2 separate regions of the Homo sapiens genome follow, and region 1 is linked to region 2. A link is a contact called in ENCODE Hi-C or POLR2A ChIA-PET data. All regions are on one chromosome and are shown on one strand. The core of a region is the stretch at or near the end of the contact, and the rest is flanking DNA. Distances in the headings are between cores, read along the strand shown.

Region 1 (5,086 bases), core at 427-2,926, 250 kb before region 2:
AAACATGGCCATGCTCTGTGGCTCACACCTGTAATCCCAGCACTTTGGGAGGCTGAGGTGGGTGGATCACTTGAGGCCAGGAGTTTGAGACCAGCCTGGCCAACATGGTGAAACCCCATCTCTATTAAAAATACAAAAATTAGCCGGTCCTGTTGGTGCGTGCCTGTAATCCCAGCTACTCAGAAGGCTGAGGCAGGAGAATTGCTTGAACCCAGGAGGTGGAGTTTGCAGTGAGCCGAGATTATGTCATTACACTCCACCCTAGGCGACAGAGAGGGGGAAGAAAAAAAGCAGCAGCATGGAAAAATGTTCAGGATAGGTTTTAAAAGTCAAAAGACAGGCCAAGCACAGTGGCTCACACCTGTAATCCCAGCACCTTGGGAGGCTGAGCAGGCAGATCACTTGAGCCCAGGAGTTTGAGACCAGCCCAGCCAACATAGTGAGACCGCACCTTAATTTTTTTAAGTAAATAAATAAATATTTTTAAAATAGAAAAGAAAAAAATTTAAATTAAAAACAGGAGAAATTCATCCTGTGCCATTTCCTTCTTCCAAGTGTCGACTCCTCTTCAGAATCTGCCTGCTTTTTTTTTTAATCTCCAGTGCTTTTTTTTTTCCCCCGGAGTTAACAGTTGAAATCTGCCCGGAGATCAGTCCAGTTGGAGCTTACTTGCCACACCATGAATGGAACTCCTCATTGGGACTTACTGTCCTGGATTCTGTCTTCAGATGCCCCCTCCAGGTGAGGAGTCCACAGAACCAAGAGGACATGTCACTCAGAGCAGGCCCTCCTCCTGGGAATTGCCCCATGGACTTTTGGCGTCTCTGCCTTCTGACTCATAACACAGATTTTGGATAGGGCGGGGCACCCCTTGCCTCAGCACTCCAGAGAAGCCCAGCAAGCTGGACCTTAAGTGACAACCACAACTGAACAGTTCGAACTCAAGGTCCATTCTTTTCAATCATCTCAGCAGCAACAAATTACTGAGCTATGAGGGTGAGTTTATTTTCAAAGGATGGGATTACAGGCATGAGCCACCATGCTTGGCCCAAACCTTCCTTTAGAGGTGTGGGGTGACCACTAAAAGTACTAAAAATAGAATCACTGAAGCTACTTGAGAGGCTGAGGAAGGAGGATTGCTTGAGCTCAGGGGGTCGAGGCTGCAGTGAGCCATGATTGCACCACTGCACTCCAGCCTGGGCGACAGAGCAAAATCCTGTCTCAAAAAAAAAGAGAGAGGGAGAGATACTCAATGATGCTTTTCATCTGCAAAATAGAGTGATATAAATAAATCAGTAATAAAGTGGTTGAGTCCAGGTTGCTTTCTGAGGGTGGGAAGGCAACTAAATGCACTGAGTTTATTTAATATTTGCCTAATAACGTAATCTCTGGTCCCTAAAGCAGCCTCAGGGCTAACAGCACAAGGCCCACGGTCAGGCTACTTGGGTTCGAAATTCTGCTTGCTTATCCAGGCCTAATCACTTAACCGCTGTGAAACAATACTTTCATCTGCCAAGTGGTGATAACAAATGGGCCTCCCTATTTAGGTGATGTGTGGAGGAGCACATTGCTCTCATCACTATTCAAAGGGTTGGCTGGAGCTGGGTTTTGAGGTAATTCAGCTGCCAGCAGCGCCTTTCCCTGTTCATTCTGAGTCAGAAATGTGGGCGGATACAGTCACATAGAAGATTACAAAAGAATGCTACTGGCCAAAATCTCAAGTCTCCCAAGCAGCAATAACTCCTGCACGGGCTGTCAGCTGGGGTCGAGCCAAGTGGGCAAACGGGCTGGTGGCTCAGAGGGATTTGCTCCTCCTGACTTTGACCAGATGAGGCGGCTTTCCCAGCTCTAACATCTTTAGTTGCTTCCCACTTGCTTTTGTCACTGACTGCACAGTTTAAGATGTTTAATAAACTTGTCTCATTATCCATCTGGTGCTCACCACATGATACTTTTTCAAATCATTTGTTTATTTCCAGAAAAATAAAAATAACACTTTGACTATCAGATGTTGCACTAGCAAATCATTTTCATGTGTATCTTTCCTATATGCTACCTCATCTGACCTTTACAATTGCCCTTTGGTGGATATCTTACCCAAGAGGGAGTGGAAGATCAAGAAGGTTAAGTAGCTTGCCAGTGATTTGCAGGGCCTCTTTTTATTGTTTTAATATGGCTACTAGAAAATTCAGCTGGGCACAGTGGCTCACGCCTGTAATCTCAGTACTTTGGAAGGCCAAGGAGGGAGGATTGCTTAAGCCTAGGAGTTTGAGATCAGCCCTGGCAACACAGTGAGATCCCTGTCTCTACAAAAATAAAAATAGCTGGGCACAGTGGCACGTGCCTGTAGTTCTAGTAATCAGGAGGCTAAGACAGGAGGATCATTTGAGCCCAGAAGTTCGAGGCCTCAGTGAGCTGTGATCATGCCCCTGCACTCCAGCCTGGGTGACAGAGGGACACCCTGTCTCAAAAAAAAAAAAAAAAATTAAATTCTATATATGGCTCTTGTTATATTTCTGTGGGACAGAATCAAGTTAAACTGTTCAATTACCAGAGACAGCTGCTGGGCGCTGTGGTTCATGCCTGTAATCCCAGCACTTTGGGAGGCCAAGGCGGGTGGATCACCTGAGGTCAGGAGTTCAAGACCAGCCTGGCCAACATGGTGAAACCTTGTCTCTACTAAAAATACAAAAAATTAAGGCCAGGCACAGTGGCTCATGCCTGTAATCTCAGCACTTTGGGAGGCTGAGGCGGGTGGATCACCTGAGGTTAGAAGTTCGAGACCAGCCTGACTAACATGGAGAAACCCCGTCTCTACTAAAAAGACAAAAAAAAAAATTAGCTGGGCGTGGTGGCAATTACAGGCATGGAAAAAACCTGTCTCTACTAAAAATACAAAATTAGCCAGGCGTGGTGGCCCGTGCCTATAATCCCAGCTACTCAGGAGGCTGAGGCAGGAGAATCGCTTGAACCTGGGAGACGGAGGTTGCAGTGAGCTGAGATAGCGTCATTGCACTCCAGACTGGGCAACGAGAGCCAAACTCCGTCTCAAAAAAAAAAAAAAAACCAAGCCACCAGGCTTGGTGGCGGATGCCTGTAATCCCAGTTACTCAGGAGGCTGAGGTAGGAGAATCGCTTGAACCCTGGAGGCAGAGGTTGCAGTGAGCCAAGATATCGCGCCACTGCACTCCAGCCTGGGCAACAAGAGCAAAACTTCGTCTAAAAAAAAAAAAAAAAAAAAGGAATATTACTCAGCCTTTAAAAGGGATGAGCTGCTGACACATGCTACAACATGGATGAATCTTGAAAACCTTTAAAAGGAGTGAAATGTTGACACATCCTCCAACATGGATGAACCCTGAAAGCCAGACACAAAAGGGCAAAGATTGTATCATTGCACCTATATGAGGTACCTAGAACAGGAAAATTCATTGACAAAAAGTAGAATAGAGGTTACCAGAGGCTGAGGGGAGGAAGGAATAGGAAGTTACTGTCTAACGGGCATAGAGTTTCTGTTTGGGATGATAAAAAAAAGTTCTGGAAATAGTGGTGATGATGACACAACATTATGAATGTACTTAATGCCACTGAACTGTACACTTAAAAATAGTTAAAATGGGCCGGGCGTGGTGGCTCACACCTGTAATCCCAGCACTTTGGGGGGCCGAGGTGGGTGGATCACCTGAGGTCAGGAGTTAGAGACCAGCCTGGCCAACATAGAGAAACCCTATCTCTACTAAAAATACAAAATTAGCCAGGCACAGTGGCACATACCTGTAATCCCAGCTACTTGGGAGGCTGAGGCAGGAGAATCGCTTGAACCTGGGAGGCAGAGGTTGCAGTGAGCTGAGATCGTGCCATTGCACTCCAGCCTGGGCAACAAGAGCAAAACTCCACCTCAAAAAAAAAATTCTTTTGTTAAAATGGTAAATTTTATGTTGTGTATATTTTACCACTATTAAAAAATCAGGCTGGGCACCGTGGCTCACACCTGTAATCCCAACTCTTTGAGAGGCCAAGGTGGGCTGATCACTTGAGCCCAGGAGTTCAAGACCAGCCTAAGCAGCATGGCAAGATTTTGTCTCTACAAAAAATTAAAAATTAGCTGGGCACGGTGGCACACACCTGTAGTCCCAGCTACTCAGGAGGCTGAGCTAGGAGGATCACTTGAGCTCTGGGAGTCGAGGCTTCCCTTCTTGACCTCTCCATAACCCAGTCTCCACATAGCATGACATCACTGTTTGGAACTTTCCAGTGGCTTGCCATCACATTTTGAATAAAATACAAAGTGTTTATCATGGCCCACAAGGCCCTACACAAATGGGCTCCTGAGACCTCTTAAGCTCAACTCCTAGTACTCTCTTCCTTGCTGGCTGTGAGCCATGATTGTGCCACTGCACTGCAGCCTCAATGACAGAGCAAGACCCTGTCTCAAAAAAAAATAAACAAGAAAGCACAATAATTTCAGATAGTGCTCTAAAGCAAATAAAATGATGGTGATGAGGTAAGGCAATAGAGACTGAGGGAGGGTAGAGCTGCTTTAGATTGCATTACCAAGGCAAATCCCTTAAGAAGGTGACATTGGAACTGAGACTTGAAACCTGAGAGAGGGCCAGCCATGCAGAGAATGCCCCAAGGGAAAGATACTGCAGGGAGAGAAAACAGCCAGAAAGGGGCTCTCAGGCAGTTGAAAGAGCCCAGCATAGCATGAACATTGGTTAACAAGGAAGGGAGTACTAGGAGTTGAGCTGAAGAGGTCCCAGGAGCCCATTTGTGTAGGGCCTTGTGGGCCATGATAAGCACTTTGTATTTTATTCTAACTGTGATGGCAAGCCACTGGAAAGTTCCAAACAGGGGTGTCATGCTGTGTGGAGACTGGGTTATGGAGCGGTCAAGAAGGGAAGCTGGGAGACCGGTTATGAAGCTACTGCAATAGTCCAAGCACTTCTGTTTTCTTTAAATTTTTTGTTTTGTTTTTGAGATGGAGTCTTGCTCTATCACCCAGGCTGGAGTGCAGTGGCATGAACTCAGCTCACTGTAACCTCTACCTCTTGGGTTCAAGCAATTCTCCCTGCCTCCAGCCTCC
Region 2 (3,976 bases), core at 1-2,500:
GGAAAGTGGAGAGCTACGTGGTGGCCGTCTGCCAACTCCAGCATCTCTGGAAAATCTCCACGCTGAATGTGATTTTTGAAAACAGCTTATGTAATTAAAGGTTGAATGGCACATCATAATTCCAGCATTCGGTTGTGCAGCTGTGTGTATACATGCGCGTGGGGGAGTAAAATACTTTACCATGTTGCACTCTGAGAGGAAAATGGAGACTATGAACTAGTTTATTAATCTTTGGATTTCCTCCCTGTTTCCCCACCTGAGCCCCAAATCCATAGTGACTGGAAATCAGTGGTTTTGGGCTTACTCAGGAGGCTGCTTGCGGCAGTTGCTGGCCAGAACACCCGACGGGGTTGTTTCTGAGCTTTGCCTCTGTGACTGGGGCTATTGCACAAGCTCCCCTGAGGACACACTTGCTGCTTTGGGCCTCGGTGGCCCGGCCTCTCCCTGGCGCTCCCGGGCCCGGGAGCGCTCACCTGTCGGTTCCCTGGACTCTGCGGGCAGGCGCTGGCTGATTCCCGGCTGCGCGGACACCTGTGCGCTCCTGCATTTAGGGCTCCTTTGCTCTGGTTTCATCACGCAGGATGTCACATTTTGTGCATATTATTCTCTAGCTCTACTACTTTTCATTGTAAACAAACAATCATTTTCTAACCTGCCGTCGTGGAAGGCAGAGTGCAGACCGACCCTTCCCGGCAGGTGGGGGCTGAGAGCCAAGAGCGCTGGAACCGCTAGTGTGGCCTGACAGCTTCCTCCAGCTCCTTGGTTTATTTGCAAACTGGACTTCCAGCACCAGGCCCCCTGCGACCCCCTCCTGCCTTAGTCCCGTGGGATCGGGTAGTTCAAGATTTTGAATTCATGGTTTGGCACACACCGGCAAGTCTGAAAACCTGCGGGTCAGAGTGGGGCGGAGGCGTGGGCCCCCTACCCTCTGCCCCCTGCCCCCTCGGAAGCGCAGCCCTCTTCCAGGGGTTGGGACGAGCTAGCGCGGGGACCCGGGGCACCGGCAAGGACCCACCCGCTACTGGGACCTGGCGCCGGCGGCGCCTCTCGCGGGGTGGCACCGCCCACTTCCGCCTTCCGCGGGCGCGCGCTGCGCAGTCTTCGTCACAGCGCGGAGGCCTTTTGTCCTCCCGCCCTCCCCGTAGTGGCCGTAACCCGAGTGACATGTTTCCTTGGGGGCGTGGAGGGGCGGGGTCGGGGCCGGAGTGGGCCGTCAGCACTTAAAGGGCCCGCGGCTCGGGCGTAGGAGGCGGTGCCTCTGCAGCAAGCGTGGGGCGCGGGAACCCGAGCAGGTTCGGGAGACGGAATGAAGGGCCGGGTGGGCTCGCGAGGGGCCGGGGAGTCCGCGGGGAGCGAGGGAGTTTCCGAGGGGCGGGTCGTGTTCCTGGCAGCGTCCCTCCAGGGCAGGCCCGCCCCCTTTGTCCCAGTTCCCCGCTGCCCGGGCTGGGGCGGCCGGGGTTCATTCATTGCCGGCCTGAGGACTCCTAGCTCGGCCCCGCTCCGCGCTACAGCCCAAAGCCCAGCCTGAGACCCAGCCGCCCTCGTATGCCCACGGCCTAGCTCCCCTTCCCTCCAACAGACAGACTGGGAAAACCGAGTGGGCGACGGCTGAGCAAGGTCACTCCGCTGTCGGGGGCGCAGCCGGCCTCAGACCAGCTTTCGTGCTTCCCAGGGCCTCTCTGCGACCACTTTCGGGGTCCGCGCCAGGCGCGGGGCGGGGGCGGGGGCGGCTTCGGCGCGGCGGGCAGAGTCCAGCGGGCAGCGGTGGGGGAAGGGCGAGCCGCCTGGGGAGAGGGCCGGGCTGCGAGCCTGGCGATCCAGATTCCAGCCCGCTGTCGCCAGCTGTGGGACCGAAGGGCAACTGTTTCACCTCTCTGGCCCTAGTATCTGTATCTGTAAAGTGCCAGTGATAACACCTGTCTCACCGAGATGCTGGGGGAATTCAGGAAAATCATGCAAAAGTGCCTGGTACGGAGCCTGGCACGCAGAGGGCTCTTGGTCAAGTGGGTTGGAGCTGCGTGAGCCCAGAAGGGGATAGAGGCAGCGTGGAGGAAGGCGGCAGCGGGCCCGGTCGCTGGGAATGAAAGGCCTCAGTGTCTGGGGCTTCCTCCCCGTACTACCCGCAGAGTTTGTTCAGGGTGGAGGTGCGCACCTGGCCAAGTCCACGTCTACACGGCCCACCCAGAGTAGCCTAAGTTGGGCGGGATTCCTAACTCTGAGCCAGGAGTGACCGGGCTGGCCCTGGCATGGGCAGAGGCTGAGCGGGGGTTGGGGTGGGGCCCCCTCCAGGACCAACCACGGTGTGGTTGCCCCTGAGCTGGCCTCAGCCTGCCTGGCAAAGGACCTCACCCTTGAGGCCATGTGATCTATTTCCTGCTTCCTCCCAGCTGACCCTTGAGGGAAAGGGGGTGGGGGCCGCCTAGAGCAGGAGGTATTAGTCACTGCGCCCAGGAGCCAGTTTACACCTAGCGAAGGCGGAGGCATTGGACAAGCCTGGGTCTGAGCAGACAGAACCCCTTCCTGCGACCCTGGAGTCCCAATCGTGCTGCCATTTTCCTTCTGCCCAGGACTCTCCAGTCCTCAGTCACCTTGGACAAAGAAGTGTGGATCCTCAGATTCCATCTTTTCCAACTCCAAGGCAAGTGGAACTAGAAAATAAGGTGCCTGTGTGTCAGGTCTCCCCAGCTCTGCTGTGGCGGGCCCTTAAGATCACCTCACTGAACCCTCACGCTGCCTCATGAAGTTTATACAATTATTAGCTCTGTTTTACAGAGATAGAAACTGAGGCCAAGAGGCTAATTAATTTCCAAAGCCTAAGGCCAGAAAGTGATGGTACCCAGACTTGCCCCAGGGCTGACTTCTGAGCCAGTCTGGTACCTAGGGCACACTGCCGCCTCCTTCCAAAGCGAGCTTAGGGGGCAGGATTCCAGTGGGAAGGAAGCTCTGAGCAGGCAGCCTCAGCCACCTCTGAGACTCTGTATCCTGGGCCAGGTGCCATGGCAGAGAAGGTGCTGGTAACAGGTGGGGCTGGCTACATTGGCAGCCACACGGTGCTGGAGCTGCTGGAGGCTGGCTACTTGCCTGTGGTCATCGATAACTTCCATAATGCCTTCCGTGGTGAGCGGGGCAGTGGGGCTGGGGCTACTTGAGGGGATGGCAGAAGCAAAACCCTGGGTTCCACCTCCACCACCGGGCGGGGAATGTGTGTCTGGCTAGTCCCTGGGAACACAGCACCCCATGTCGTGATGATGTGGCCTACATGTACCCTACCAGGAGGGGGCTCCCTGCCTGAGAGCCTGCGGCGGGTCCAGGAGCTGACAGGCCGCTCTGTGGAGTTTGAGGAGATGGACATTTTGGACCAGGGAGCCCTACAGCGTCTCTTCAAAAAGGTGGGTGCAGGCTGGGCACGGTGGCTCACGCCTGTAATTCCAGCACTTTGGAAGGCCGAGGTGAGGAGATCACTTGAGCCCAGGTGTTCAAGACCAGCCTGCTCAACACAGTGAAACCCCATCTCTACAGAAAAATACAAAAATTAGCTGGGCATGGTAGCCCATACCTGTGGTCCCAGCTACTCGGGAGGCTGGCATGGGAGGATGGCTTGAGCCTGGGAGGTGGAGGTTGCGGTGAGCTGAGATGGCACCACTGTACTCCAGCCTGGACAACAGAGCGAGACTGTCAAAAAAAAAAAAAAAGGTGAGTGCAGGCAGGCAGGCTGAGGGCATTGCCAAGGACTAAAACCAGTAGAGCAACCTCTGGCCATGTCACCCCTGCAGTACAGCTTTATGGCGGTCATCCACTTTGCGGGGCTCAAGGCCGTGGGCGAGTCGGTGCAGAAGCCTCTGGATTATTACAGAGTTAACCTGACCGGGACCATCCAGCTTCTGGAGGTGAGAGGCATGGGACAGGGCACAGACACTAGGAGGGTGTCCAGCTGGACCCCAGCCTGGCAGGCAGTGCCAAACACAGAGCCCAAGCT

The links. A loop is a pair of places that touch in the nucleus more often than their neighbours do. ChIA-PET counts read pairs that join two places held with the same protein, here RNA polymerase II (POLR2A). Pooled maps may share reads with other maps.
Region 1: a loop to region 2 is called in a map with no recorded cell type, with 2.4 times the contacts of the local background. The contact joins the enhancer-like site here to the promoter of GALE in region 2. A Hi-C loop is called at or near these places in 1 of 168 maps with a recorded cell type or tissue (K562), 1 of 37 single-sample maps with no recorded cell type and 1 of 50 pooled maps. POLR2A ChIA-PET finds 5 or more read pairs at or near these places in 3 of 52 experiments (IMR-90, K562 and WTC11).

What each region holds. Positions count from the first base shown.
Region 1 is chr1:24,043,066-24,048,151 of GRCh38, reverse strand. The region is part of intron 1 of LOC107984931 (a long non-coding RNA gene); the gene reads right to left. Among named protein-coding and RNA genes, the nearest start is that of MYOM3-AS1, 21 kb to the left of the region's middle. Within about 2 kb of position 1,676, at least 15 of the 41 ENCODE cell types and tissues checked have a DNase peak (open chromatin) inside an H3K27ac peak, as active enhancers do.
Region 2 is chr1:23,798,028-23,802,003 of GRCh38, reverse strand. GALE (UDP-galactose-4-epimerase) reads left to right here and starts at 1,250. Exons shown (of 12, transcript NM_001008216.2): 1 at 1,250-1,292; 2 at 2,568-2,638; 3 at 2,992-3,117; 4 at 3,274-3,389; 5 at 3,774-3,887. The coding sequence starts at 2,997. It overlaps HMGCL (3-hydroxy-3-methylglutaryl-CoA lyase), which reads left to right. Exons shown (of 9, transcript NM_000191.3): 9 at 1-119. RefSeq lists silencers at 840-1,049, 1,210-1,689, 1,740-1,839.